Linked DNA regions of Homo sapiens: region 2 is linked to region 1. Evidence: read pairs that join two places in POLR2A ChIA-PET (ENCODE). Cell type or tissue: PC-9. All regions are shown on one strand. Each heading gives the region's core, and the rest is flanking DNA. Links, peaks and the distances in the headings are about the cores only. Region 1 overlaps LLGL2 (LLGL scribble cell polarity complex component 2). Region 2 overlaps MYO15B (myosin XVB).

Region 1 (7,704 bases), core at 950-5,949:
GTAGGGGTCAAAGGAGCCCACCTGGAGAAGGGGAGGGGCCCTGTGAGCAGCCACGGGGACAGGACCCAGCTGGCCTCTGCCCTTCCTGGGTCCCAGGCTCCTGGCCTCACCTTGCGGAGTGGGGGCCACTCGTCCTCGCCCTGGGCACTGAAGTTCTCGTTGGGGTCCGTGTCGGTGAGGAACACGCGCACAGTGCTGAGTTTGTAGAGCAGCCGCAGGCAGACACCCGAGGCATCCCAGAACCGCACCGTGCCGTCCTCGTGCCTGTGGGCAGAACCCACCTGCCAGGCGTGAGAGGGATGCCAGCCGGGATGCCCAGGGGCTGGCTCGTCCACCTCAGGGCTCTGCTCCCACCCCACATATCCTACTGGGAAGAGGTGGGGTAGCATCAAAGTACCCTACCCTGTGAGCAGCAGGTCCCTCTGGGGTGGGGCTGGGGTCAGGCTGGTGCCACCATCAATTGGCCACTCCTAGAAAAAGAGACCAAGAAGTCCATGGGAGAGTTTGGCTTGCGGTGGGGCTGGGGCTGGGGCCAGGGCCAGACCTACCATGGTGGAGAAGTGTGCGTTCTGCCGGCTGCCGGCGGCAATGATCCGCTCCCACAGCTTCAGCGGGATGTTGGAGACGTGGTGAGAGCAGGTGATGGCGGAACAGTGCAGAGAAGCCAGGTAGGGCAGCTGGACCGGTGGCCAGCCTGCTGTCTGCAGGTCAATCACCACCAGCTCCTCCTCAGCCAGCACCACCAGGGCATAGGGGTCGTCAAAGGCTGGGGTACAGGGCAAGGGTCAGGGGCCGGGGCCAGGAGGAAGCAGCCCAGCTCTGTGGAATCAGAAGCTCCAGGGTTGGAGCCAGGGCATCTGCAGATCCAGAAAGCCCTGTTCTTGGCTGCTTGAGCAAAGCCTTTCCATCTCCAGGAGGGCAGCAGGTGTGGGCAGTAGCCCTGGCTCTGCATGCAAGGCTGCTGAGAGCTCCCTGGCACAGGGCTCCTGGGGGGATACACCTGGCTGGAAGGCAGGGTCCCAACCAGGATAGGCACCCCAGAGGCATGCAGCTGTGCCTGCCAACCCTCTTCCCTGGTTTCTCCTCCATGGGGCCTGCTCTCCCTGCTCAGATGCACCTGTCAAGCCTCTCCCCACAGGCAGCAGCACGCGTGGTCTTCAGCACACCAGTTGCTAGGGGTGGCATTTTCTTTACTGCACACAATCACATCACCTCACTCAGGCCTGGACCCAGCTAGTGCTCAATAAATGTGCGCTGGATGATTAAACCATTTGTCTTTTTTTTTTTTTTTCTTTTCTCGAGACAGGGTTTCACACTCTGTCGCCCAGGCTGGAGTACAGTGGTGTGATCTCGGCTCATTGCAACCTCCACCTCCAGGTTCAAGCGATCCTCCTGCCTCAGGCTCCCAAGTAGCTGGGATTACAGGTGTGAGCCACGATACCCAGCTAACTTTTGTATTTTTGGTAGAGACAGGGTTTCGCCATGTTGCTCAGGCTGGTGTTGAACTCCTGGGCTCAAGTGATCTTCCCACCTTGGCCTCCCAAAATGCTGGGATTACAGGCATGAGCCACTGTGCCCAGTCTTTTTTTTCTCTTTTTTTTTTGAGATGGAGTCTTGCTCTGTCACCCAGGCTGGAGTGTAGTGGTGCGATCTCAGCTCACTGCAACCTCCGCCTCCCGGGTTCAAGCGATTCTCCTGCCTCAGCTTCCCAAGTAGCTGGGATTACAGGCACTCACCACCACGCCTGGCTAATTTTTGTTTTTCTTTTTTATTTTTTGAGACGGAGTTTCGCTCTTGTTGCCCAGGCTGGAGTGCAATGGCATGATCTCGGCTCACTGCAACCTCTGCCTCCCGGGTTCAAGAGATTCTCCTGCCTCAGCCTCTCGAGTAGCTGGGATTACAGGCACATACCACCAATGCCTGGCTAATTTTTTATTTTTAGTAGAGACAGGGTTTCACCATGTTGGCCAGGCTAGTCTCGAACCCCTAACCTCAGGTGATCTGCCATCCTTGGCCTCCCAAAGTGCTAGGATTACAGCTGAGCCACTGCCCCTGGCTGACGCTGCCTCTTTGAAGTGCTTGTCTTCCCTGCTACTCTGGGGTCTGCTGCCCGCTGGCTGCTCCCAGGTGTTCTTTGCCAGATCCCCACCAAACTTCATGCCTCCAAGGCTTGAGGGTGCCCGGGCTCAGCTGTCCCATGGCTTCTCTTCTGTCTTCCTTACCACCTGGGCAGCCTCATCAGGGCCCCTGGTTTCACATCTCTTTTTTTCTTTAAACCTCAAAATCATTGAGCAGCCTTCACACATCTCTGCGTGGATGACTCCAAATGGACACCTTCCCGATCTCTCCTCTGAACTCCAGACCCATAAGCCCCAGTTGTCTACTCAGCATCTCCCTTATGGGTCTGGAGATCAGAGGAGACATTAAGTCCTCAGACTTGATCCCCGCCCAGCTGAGCTTGCTGCACCCTCTTGCCACTACCTTCTCCAGGATTCCTGGTGCTCCCAGCAAACCCTCACGTCATCCTTGACTGATCTCTCCTCCCCTCGTTTACCTCTCCCTAGACAAGGGGCCAAGAAATTACAGCCTGAGGACCAAATCTGGCCTCCTGCCTATTCCTGTCAATATGGCTGTCCTGGAACACGGATACGCCCCTTGTGTTGTCCATGGCTACATGTGCTCTGCAATGGCATTAGGCTGAGTAGCTGTGGGGAAGAAAGCCACCCAGCCCTTTATAGCAACAGTCTGTGAGCCCTGACCTGGCCCCTGAGCCAATGCTGAATGTTAGAAAAGACAGCGTAACCCCAGCCACCTCCTGCCAGTCCCATGGCCTGCACCGCAGCCCAAGCTGAGGTCACCTCTCCCTCGACTCTCACTGGGCTCCCGTCTTTGCTCCACTCCGTGTCCCCCACATGGCAGCCAGACAGATCCTTCTGGAGCAGAGGCTAGATCATGGCACCCCTGCTCAGGGCCCTCATCTCCCTCAAACCCCAAGTCCTTACCGTGCCTCCACGGCTCTATACGATCTGGCGCTGGCCACATCTGGACCAGCACGGGGGCCATTCTGCCCTCTCTTCGCCCCTACCTCATTGGAGCAAGCCAAGAGCCCTCCCAGCTCAGTCTGCACCCCAGGTCCCTACAGGGCAAGCCTTCCATCAGACTGCTTCCGTGTCTGCGCAAATACGTCCCCTTATCAGGGAGGCCTTGCCAACCCTTGTCTAAACCAGCACTGCTGTCCTCTGCCTGGCTTTTTTCTTACCTCTGACATTATCTGGCAACCTACTCACTCTGTCCACATACTCAGATCTAAGTTCCATGGGAACAGGGGCCTCATCTGTTTCTAGAACAGGGCCTGGCATATAGCAGTTGCTCATTAAACAGGAGAGCCTACCAAGGACAGCTGGGTCACAACCCGGCACAGCAGAACCATTACGTGAGAGCTTCAGGGTGCCCACATATCATCTGAGGGAAGCACCGCTCATCAGGCACCCACCTCCTGGCCTGCGGGACTGCGGGGAGTTGGGGACACAGAGGGACAATTGCAGGAAGGTGGCCTGTCCTAGAAAGCCCCAGCAGTCTCGAATTTGTAGCTCAGCAAGTTTCTTCCCTCCCTTCCTGACCTTTCCGCTGGGAATCAGGTAACTCAGTTAGCCCGGGGAGTGTGGCCACCATAGCCCAAGAGGCCCCCGCTCTGTGCCAACATGGCCCAAATGTTGTGGAAAGAGCAGAGCTGGGCCCTGCTCTCAGCATCCAGGGTGTGAGGAGGGAGGAGAGGCTGAGAAAGAAAGAAAAGCAGGTTTGGGGTTCCCCTGAACAGGGTAGATAGAGGCCGTGAGTACACAGACCAGGTGTCCTGAACAGCCCCGCCCCCTCACCTTTCGGCCTCAGGCCCTTTCAGGCCAGCATCATTAGGAGAGGGCCCTCCCTCCTGGAGAGCTCCTGCAGGGCTCCTCTCCAGGTTTCAACATCAGCCCTTTCTGGTCTTGCCTGTCACACAATTTACGAGGCTGACTCAGGGCTCTGCCGGTCCTGCTGGAGCTCCAGGAGGCTGCACAGCCACCTTCTGCCCTGCCCAGAAGGCGGGCTTTGCCATCTCTAAGCCAGGACCCTCTTGCCTCAGCGGGGTGGGTGTTAAATCCAACAGTACAGATCAGCCCCCTGTGGGCTAAGTCCCATTACAGTCTGGAAAGGGCAGAGAGCCCGGGGCAGACAGGAGGTGTGGCTGGGCTGGGTCTCTAGCTGGGGAGGGTGGCAGGGAGGCAGAGAAAGGAGCTGTAGGGCTTGATGACACTGCACCTTGGGGTGCAGTGAGGCTAAGGGACTCAGGACAGTGGTAGGCTTAGGAACATCTGTGCAGAGCCCTTTTTTTTTTTTTTTTTGAGACACAGTCTGGCTATGTCACCCAGGCTGAGTACAGTAGCATGATCCTGGTTCGCTGCAACCTCCACCTCCCAGGCTCAAGTGATCCTCCCACCTCAGCCTCCTGAGTAGCTAGGACTACAGGTACGTGCCACAACACCTGGCTAATTTTTTTATTTTTTGTAGAGACAAGGGTCTCCCTACGTTGTCCAGGCTGGACTTGAACTCCTGGGTTCAAGCGATCCTACCACCTTGGCCTCCCACAGCACTGGGGTTACAGGCAGGAGCCACTGCACCTGGCCCTGTCTTTACTGATGGTCCTGCCCCATGCCTCCCACACCTAACCCTGGGCACCCACTCCCGAAGCTCTCCTACTGGCTGCAGGGTCTGCCTCTGTGAGGACAGTGAAGCCGATGACACGGGAGGTGAAGTCGAAGGCCGTCTGCTGGCCATCGTGGATCACTGAGATGCAGTGGCGGTCCCCGTAGCTGGCCCGTGGCATGCCACCCTGGAAGATGGTGAAGGGCAACCTGGCAGGCACAGAGGAGCGGCAGTGGGCTGGGGCTCCTGGCACAGCCTCAACAGCCACAGGCCGGCAATCAAAGTCACCACTCAGTCAAGGTCCCCAGGAGCAGGGGAGACTGGACCCCATCTCCTTCCAACTGCTACAGCCCAGGAGGACTTGGAGGTAAGGTGAGGGCATCCAGGCTGGGGGCTCTGAGTCTCAGCAGCCACTCCTGCCTCATGCTGGGTGCCCCCACCAATTCTGTTTGAACATCACCCAGAGTGATTTTGTCTGAAGAAACAGGGCTGCCAACTAAAGGAGTTTAAGACCTGCTGCTCAGTACCGTCTCTCTGGGAAGGTGGAAGAAAGGAGCAAGAATGAACTTGGCAGGAATTGGGCCGCTGAGAGACGTGAATAGCGTCTACCCTGTCTCCCCTCCCTGGTGTCCAAGACCCCAACACGGGACCTGAGAGTGTTCACTGGCACCAACTTCCCAGGCAGAGGCCTAAGTGACCTTTCTAGCCCTCCAGGAAGGCTCTGGAGAGGAAAGAGGACCAGCATGGATACCTACCCCTGCCTAGTGGTCAGCCAGAGGATTCTGGTAATCGCTTTGCAAGGAAAGGGACCTGAAAGGAAAGGAATCGGCTTGAACGGATCCTCAAACTCTCAGACAAGTGTCAGTCCCCACAGGCACAGATCCCTCTAGCTCATGCCACATCCACATGGTAGACCTGTGCTTGGGAATCTTGCTCCGAGAAGTTCCCCAAGAAACTGGGTGAGGCGAACCCTGCTGTGTGGCTTTGGACAAAGCCTTTACCCTCTCTGGCCCTGGAGTTTGCTTCAGAATTGAGCAACCTGCACCTGAATCCAGGAGGCACTGGGGGTGGGCCCTGCCCGGCGGGTGAAACACTGACCGTAAGGCACGAGGCTGCGGAGGGGCTCTGGTTGCTGGGCTTCGCTGGACACGGGCCACTGGCAGTAGCTGCCGTCAGAGTGACAGCTGACGAGCAGGCGGCCGTCCCGCTGCCACCAGATGTTCTCCAGTTGCTATGGAGGAAGAGGAGAGGGACAGAGGGCAGCACGCTGGACCGAGGCGGCGTTCCCATCGCCTGCACCCCATGCCTCTGCACAGTGTGTATGTGCCACTTGGGGCCCTGGGAGAGCAACATGGCGCCTGCCATGTCCTGGGCACTGCCTACCTGGCTGCTGAGGAAGTGGTAGAGCACGCGGCTGCCCTGTAGGTCCCAGATGACAACGAGGCCTCGGCTGTAGCCGATCAGGATCTGGTTGGGGTCTCGAGGGTGCTCCTGCAGTGCCTCCACCATCTCGAACACACGCCGGTGGCGGGCCTCCTCTGGCAACCTGGGCGAGGGGAGTGCCGTGAGCCTCCGATGCCGTCCACCAGGGGGAATGGCCCCCAGCATGGCACAGCCATGGGGCTCCCTATGCAGAGGTGGCTGCTCCATGTGCCAGCATAGAAATATGGCTAGGGGCTGGGCGCAGTGGATGGCCGAGCGTGGTGGCTCATGCCTGTAATCCCAGCACTTTGGGAGCCCAAGGTGGGCAGGCCACTTGAGGTCAGGAGTTTGAGAGCAGCCTGGCCAACATGGCAAAACCCTGTCTCTACTAAAAATATAAAACATTAGCTGGGCGTGGTGGCACATGGCTATAACCCCAGCTACTTGGGAGGCGGAGGCGGGAGAATTGCTTGAACCCAGGAGGCGGAGGTTGCAGTGAGCCGAGATCGTGCCACTGCACTCCAGCCTGGGTGACAGAGTGAGACTCCATTTCCAAAAAAAAAGAAAGAAAGATGGCTAGGACATGTCACCAAGGGGAGAAGGGCAGCATGTAGAACAAGACAGAGACATGGACACAACCTCCAGTGATGTAAACACAGGCGGTACAATTATAAGGCAAGGCAAGGCAGTGACTTCTGGAAAAGTCAATGTGGGGGCAAGAGGGAGCCTTGACTAGGAAGGGTGCATAAGACCTCCGGAGGGCATCAAAGTTCTATTTCTATGCCCGGCAGGAAGGCTGCAAGGATGCTCTACAAGAATCTGTTAAACTGTACATTCATATTCAGTGCATTTTTGCAAAAGGGAGTGTTTAATAATAAAGAAGTTTTTTAGCCCCATAAAACAAAACTCTGTGTGAGTTGGCCTGGCCCTGGAGCCTTGACCCCTGCCCCGTCTCCAGGCCTGGAATGCTGCCGTGAGGGCTGGAGGTGTTGCAGCCAACAAAAAAACCACAAGGCAGCAGGCACAGGACCAACAGCCAACAGCAAGGATGTGGGAAGTGGACCCAGCCTGGACCCAAGCCACACTAAACCCAAGCTCTCCACATTATCTATATCTGGCACATCTACTGCTAGCACTGACCTCACTGACATTAGAATTTGAATCAAGAGTGAGAGTTGAAGGGGACTTTAATATTCAATATTTAATTTTTTTTTTTTGAGATGGGAGTCTCGCTCTGTTGCCCAGGCTGGAGTGCAGTGGTGTGACCTCGGCTCACCACAACCTCCACCTCCGGGGTTCAAGCAATTCTCCCTGCTCAGCCTCCCGAGTATCAGGGATTACAGGCACCCACAACCATGCCAGGCTAATTTTTTATACTTTTAGTAGAGACGGGGTTTCGCCATGTTGCCCAAGCTGGTCTCGAACTCCTGATCTCAGGTGATCCACCCGCCTCCGCCTCCCAAAGTGCTGGGATCACAGGCGTGAGCCACCGCGCCCGGCCTAATTTTTAATCTTTTTAGAGACAGGATCTCATTCTGTCACCCAGGCTGGAGGGTAGTGACCTGATCATGGCTCACTGCAGCCTCCAACTCCTGGGCTCAA
Region 2 (5,112 bases), core at 113-5,112, 59 kb before region 1:
AGGGCCATCGTCTTTTCTCAGTCCTTCTCCTTTCCAACCATACTTGGCTTTGGGGATGACCCCAGACACCCCCTGAATCCAGGTCAGAGGTCAGCCCACCTTTCTTTCTGCTTGCAAAGCCTATAGACCCTTCTCAGAGCGGTCCTCATGGCTGGGTTTTCTGGGACACATGTCGAGGACAGAAGGTGGAGGGTGGTGGAGCTGCTGCTGGAAGAAGGGGAAGGAAGAGTGGCCCCTCCCCGAGTTCTAAGTCAGGATGAGGCCCACCTGTCCAAGGTATCGGAACCTACCCAGGGGACCCTCAGATCCTCCACCCACTCCCCCATCCATTACGATGCCAGCTTCCAGCCTTGCCCAGGTCAGAGCTGTGGCAGAGGAGAGGCAGCCAGGCCCTGTTCCTGCTCAGCTCCTGCTCAGGAAGGCCAGGCCTGACAGATGTTTGGGAGAGGAATAAAGTTGTGTTGTTGTGGGGCATGCAGGCGTGCACACAGCCCTTTTCTCCAGGGAGTTTTATTTCCTCAGCAGCTGTTTCTCCCATGCCTGGGCTTGTGCTAATGTGGGGCCTGGGCGGAGCCTGGGGTCGGGTGGGCATCTCCCTCAGACTGGGCAACCTCAGGTGCCCCAGCCGAGTTCCTGCAGCCCGCTTTGGCCCCAGGCCGTCCTGGAGAGGGTCTGGCTGTTTTCTTTGCCTGCTGGTGACGTGATAGCAGCCCCTGCCTCATGGCCTGCATGTGGGCCGGCTGGGCTGTGCTGAGGCAGGTTCTAGAACAGTGATCTGATAGCATCCAAGGCAGACCATGTGGGTGAGACTTGGGCCGGGGGAGGCCTCATCCTCTTCTCTCCCCGGCCTGCACTCCTCTCAGTTGATGCTGGGCCACTCAGTGCAAGAGGCACTGCTGTCTATCAGGAAGACAGTGGTGTATAGCAGCTCCTGGGCCTGCCCAGAGAAAGGCCTGTTACAAGAGGGCTCCCCAGCCAGCCCCTCGCCTCTGCCCCGGCCCACAGCACTCCGGAGCAGTGGGCATCGGCCTGGGCCTGGGCTCCCACTGCACGCCATGCTGGGGCAAGGCCCTCACATCCACCTTCGCAAGGTGGCCAGAGGCCTGGCCACTCACCTGTGGCAGCTCAAACCAGATGGTCTGGGGGTTGTCAGCTGAGCCATAGTTGACTTCCAGGCCAGGGGGCCCCTTCTCCTCCAGAGGGCTTAGCAGGTGGAGCCGCTGCAGGCTCTTCAGGGCAATGCGGCAGTACAGGCTCTGGGGGCAGCAGAGAGCAGGGCTGGTCTCCTCTCCGGGGAGGGGTCATTGTGGGTGATGGAACAGCCCAAGGGTCCCTAGGCCAGTGCTGAGGCAAGAGCTGTGCCCACCTGGGAGCTGGGGTCCATGAGGATGAGATGCTGGCGGTTGAGCCCCAGGAGAGTGGGTCCGGACAGGGCCTGCATGCTCACTCGCAGCACCCCATAGACGGTGTAGCCGAAGAGGGGCAGCTGGCTCATGGCCTCTGCGGGTGGAGAGGGTGCAGGCAGGAAATCTGACTGCTGGGGCCCTGGAACCTGCTCTGCTTGGTCCCCCAGGTCAGCTGAGAGGGACAGGGCAGGCGCAGACCCCTCCTCGCCCCTCTACCTGCATTCCTTCCCTCTTGGCCTCCAGCCCCCACCCAGCGGTCCCCTAGTCCCAGACCCACCAATGAAGCTGATCTGTGCTTCCTGGGGGCTGTGTCCTTCCAGCCGTCTCAGCTCCTGACCCATCAGGTTCTTGATGGAGGCCGTGTTCACCTGCCGTTGCAGCTGCTTTGGCACGTAAGCTAGCAGGTCCTGCCTAGGATGTGTGACCAGGGTCAGTTTGGCCCCTGACCACCTGGTACAGGGCTGGGCATACAGCACGTGCCAAATAACCAGTGCCTATTGTGGGCAAGACTAGACATCCATACACATGAATGAGGTGAGGGTCCTGCACCAGAGGAGCTCGGGGTGGGGTGGAGAGGACAGATGTTCACAGGCCCCGCTGCTCCTGGCCAGTCCATTTAGGGCCAGGAAGGGTACCAGTCAAATGGCCTTGACCTTAGAGAAGGGGAGGGGCTTAGGGGCGGGAGGTGCCTCCACTCACCCTGAGGGGGTATTCCTGTTGGCCTTGCTGAGGTGCTGCAGGGCGGCCAGCCTGGCGAGCTGCGCGTCTGCCTTGGCGCTGACTGGCAGCTTCCCCTGAAGGTAGTCCCACAGCACCTGTGCGGGGAGCACGGTGAGGAGGGCAGCGGTGGTCCAAAGCCCCCCATCAGTTGGTGGCTCTAGAGGCTCAAGCCTCCTTTTGCCACTGTCACCCCCCAGCCACCACAGACCCACACCCTTGTGGGGAGAGGGGCTTGGAGGTCGCCCAGGCAGGAAGCCGCGCCCTCAAACTGCAGCAGCAGCTCGGAGGCAGGCAGGCTGACCTGGCTGTAGTGGGTGCTGATGTAGGTGGAGTTATCGAAGTGCAGTGGGGTCTCCCAGTGGAGCCGCCGGCTGTGCAGGCTCACGTCCTGGTCCACTACCACGCTGTTGAGGTATTCGGCGGGCTGCAGGGGCCGCACCAGCTGGCCTGCATGGGGAGCCTAGGTCCACTGCTGCTCAGACCACACACACCCGGCCCTGCCACCCCAGCAGAAACCAAACCACCTCACCCCTGGGCAGGGGAGTGGCCCCACCGTGAGGCTCCGTCCCCAAGCTTACTCTTCTCTTTGATGAGGAAGAGGGCGAATTCCTGCACTTCCTGAGGCTCCGTGATACCCATTTGCCGGCACAGCTCCTCCTGCACTTCTGCTGCTACCTGGGCATGTGGACAGACTGTGATGAGGGGGAGGGAGGCTGGGGGACCCAGAACTGATGCCCAAGGCCTCCTCCCTTGGTGGCCCCCAAGCTCACTGTGAAAGTCTGGATATTCGTCCTATAATCCACACCCCCCGGCAGGTGAATAAGAAGCAGGCGAATCGCTTGTCCTTTCTGCCAAGGCAGGTTGCAGGGTCAGTCGGCCAGTGGTCTCCTGTAGGAGACACTCCCCACCCCAGGGTGTCCCACAATGCCCATCCGCCACCCCCAGTACCAGGAAAGCCTTCATTTCACCCGGTGGGGGCATCCGCCGGCGCCCCCCATATTTGACTGTGCGCTGGAGGTGCTCCTGGCTGCTCCGGGCCAGCTCTGCAGAGAAGCCAGCCTGGGGTTATGAGATGGCCATGTCTCCCCAAGCCCACCAAGTTCCCAGTCCTAGAAACCCCTGCCTCTCCTCCATCTCCCCTTCCCACGGGCACCTTGGCTGGGGCCTGAATCCTGCAGAAACTTGGTCAGGTAGGGCATCAGCCTGGTCGACGGGGGGAAGAAGCCTGTGAGAAGGCTGAGGAAGCTCCAGCCTCGAGTGCAGTGTTCCCTGCAGGGCAGAGCGCTCGGGCTTCAGGCTGGCCAGGCCACAGTGCCCAGCTGCCCCCAGAAGCCACCCCCAGAAGCCACCGGTCCCCACTCACGGCCGGGGGTGTCCCGTGACCTGCTTGATAACCTGGCAGTAAATCTCATCCCTCAGCTTCTCCTGCTGGCACAGCTGTGGGGACAGGAAGGGCAGGTGGGGTGAGGGATGGCAGCGGTGAGCCTGGGGTCTGAAGCCCTGGAGAAACCCTGCTAGGCCATGGGCTGGGGCTGGCTCAAGATGTCTCTCTCAGCTTAAGACATCACTGCACTGGCTACTCAGTTACTTTCTTCGCTGCTCCCGTCTCCCTCTGTCACACAGGCTGGAATGCAATGGCATGATCTCAGCTCACTGCAATCTGCTTCCCAGGTTCAAGCAATTCTCCTGCCTCAGCCTCCCAAGTATTAATAGGCGCGTGCCACCACGCCCAGCTAACTTTTGTATTTTTAGCAGAGATGGGGTTTCACTACGTTGGCCAGGTTTAATCTCGAACTCCTGACCTCAGGTGATCCACCCGCCTTGGCCTCCCAAAGTGCTGGGATTACAGATGTGGGCCTCCGTGCCCGGCCTTTTCATTTATTTTTTATTTTTTTGAGACAGTCTTGCCCTGTCACCCAGGCTGGAGTGCAGTGGTGCCATCTTGGCTCACTGCAACCTCCACCCTCCTGGGTTCTAGCGATTCTCCTGCCTCAACCTTCCGAGTACTACAGGTGTGCTCCACCACGCCCAGCTAATTTTTGTGTTTTTAGTAGAGACGGGGTTTCACCATGTTGGCCGGGCTGGTCTGCAACTCCTACCTCAGGTGATCCACCTGCCTCGGCCTCCCAAAGTGCTGGGGTTACAGGCGGGAGCCGCCGCGCCCGGCCCCTGCTTCTCTGATCTCTTACTCATCTCTGCTGGCTCCACCTTAACTCCCTGACCTCTGAGCGGTGCTGTGCCCTTGAACCTCTCTCTGTCTGCCCTTCTCCCCGTGTCCTCAGCTGGTCCCATTTGATGACTCCTGGTGCCTGCCTCCAGCCTTCTCCCTTGAACCCCAGACTCCTCCACTGGGAAGTCTGGGATTTCAGACCTCACGTGTCCAAAACAGATTTCCTCCACCAGCCAAGACCTGCTCCTTGAAGACAGTAGTTGTCCTCCTTCCCGTAGCCCACATGCAATTGGTCAGCACACTCTGCTGGCTCAATCTTCTGCTTCTCCCTTGCTGCCAGCACCATCCCTCACCTGGGACCACTGCAATAACTTCCTTTTGCTTTTAAACTTAGACACCCAGAATCTCAAACAACAGCCGAGTGACCCTGTGAAATGTAAGCCGAGTCTCTCTCCAGAATCCTCTGGTGGTTTCCCATCTCTCCAAAAATCAGAGGCCAATGATGGCTACAAGGCCTGTGGTGGCCTGGACCCACCATCCGCTCCCCATCCTCATCCTCCGTTCTCCCTGCAGCTCACTAGGCTCAGCCACGCTGGTCCCGGTGCGTGATGGTGCCGAGGCTTCCCCCCACATCTGAACTGTTGCCTGCCCTTCTCTGTCACCCCGTGCTCACTCCTTCCCTCCCTGTAGGAAGGCTTCTGCCACAAAGCCTTCTCCACTGCAGCAGCCCCTTCCCTGCATTCTTACTCTCCAGTGACCTCTCACTCCCAGACACATAAGTTATCTCATTGTAAGCACTGCAGAGACTTAGCCTGT

The links. Peaks named below come from ENCODE experiments on the same cell type or tissue, not always from the same donor. Only the 100,000 strongest peaks of a DNase experiment are listed, where the experiment ranks them.
Region 2: POLR2A ChIA-PET joins it to region 1 with 8 read pairs; 6 of 35 experiments call an interaction of 5 or more read pairs at or near these places.

Annotation. Positions count from the first base shown.
Region 1 is chr17:75,561,538-75,569,241 of GRCh38, reverse strand. LLGL2 (LLGL scribble cell polarity complex component 2) reads right to left here. Exons shown (of 26, transcript NM_001031803.2): 7 at 6,064-6,226; 8 at 5,779-5,911; 9 at 5,436-5,490; 10 at 4,735-4,889; 11 at 549-766; 12 at 403-470; 13 at 111-264; 14 at 1-21. Among named protein-coding and RNA genes, the nearest start is that of MYO15B, 22 kb to the left of the region's middle. RefSeq lists an enhancer at 2,204-2,353 and a silencer at 6,760-7,054. In PC-9, for the core only: no CTCF peak of the experiment used is centred there; a DNase peak (open chromatin) is centred at 3,961.
Region 2 is chr17:75,622,232-75,627,343 of GRCh38, reverse strand. It overlaps MYO15B (myosin XVB), which reads right to left. Exons shown (of 64, transcript NM_001395058.1): 54 at 3,490-3,563; 55 at 3,280-3,395; 56 at 3,075-3,169; 57 at 2,897-2,974; 58 at 2,705-2,801; 59 at 2,428-2,573; 60 at 2,106-2,221; 61 at 1,684-1,817; 62 at 1,367-1,500; 63 at 1,116-1,256; 64 at 495-937. The coding sequence ends at 860. It overlaps RECQL5 (RecQ like helicase 5), which reads left to right. Exons shown (of 20, transcript NM_004259.7): 20 at 1-490. Among named protein-coding and RNA genes, the nearest start is that of SMIM5, 8.6 kb to the left of the region's middle. In PC-9, for the core only: CTCF peaks have their summits at 1,052 and 1,254; no DNase peak of the experiment used is centred there.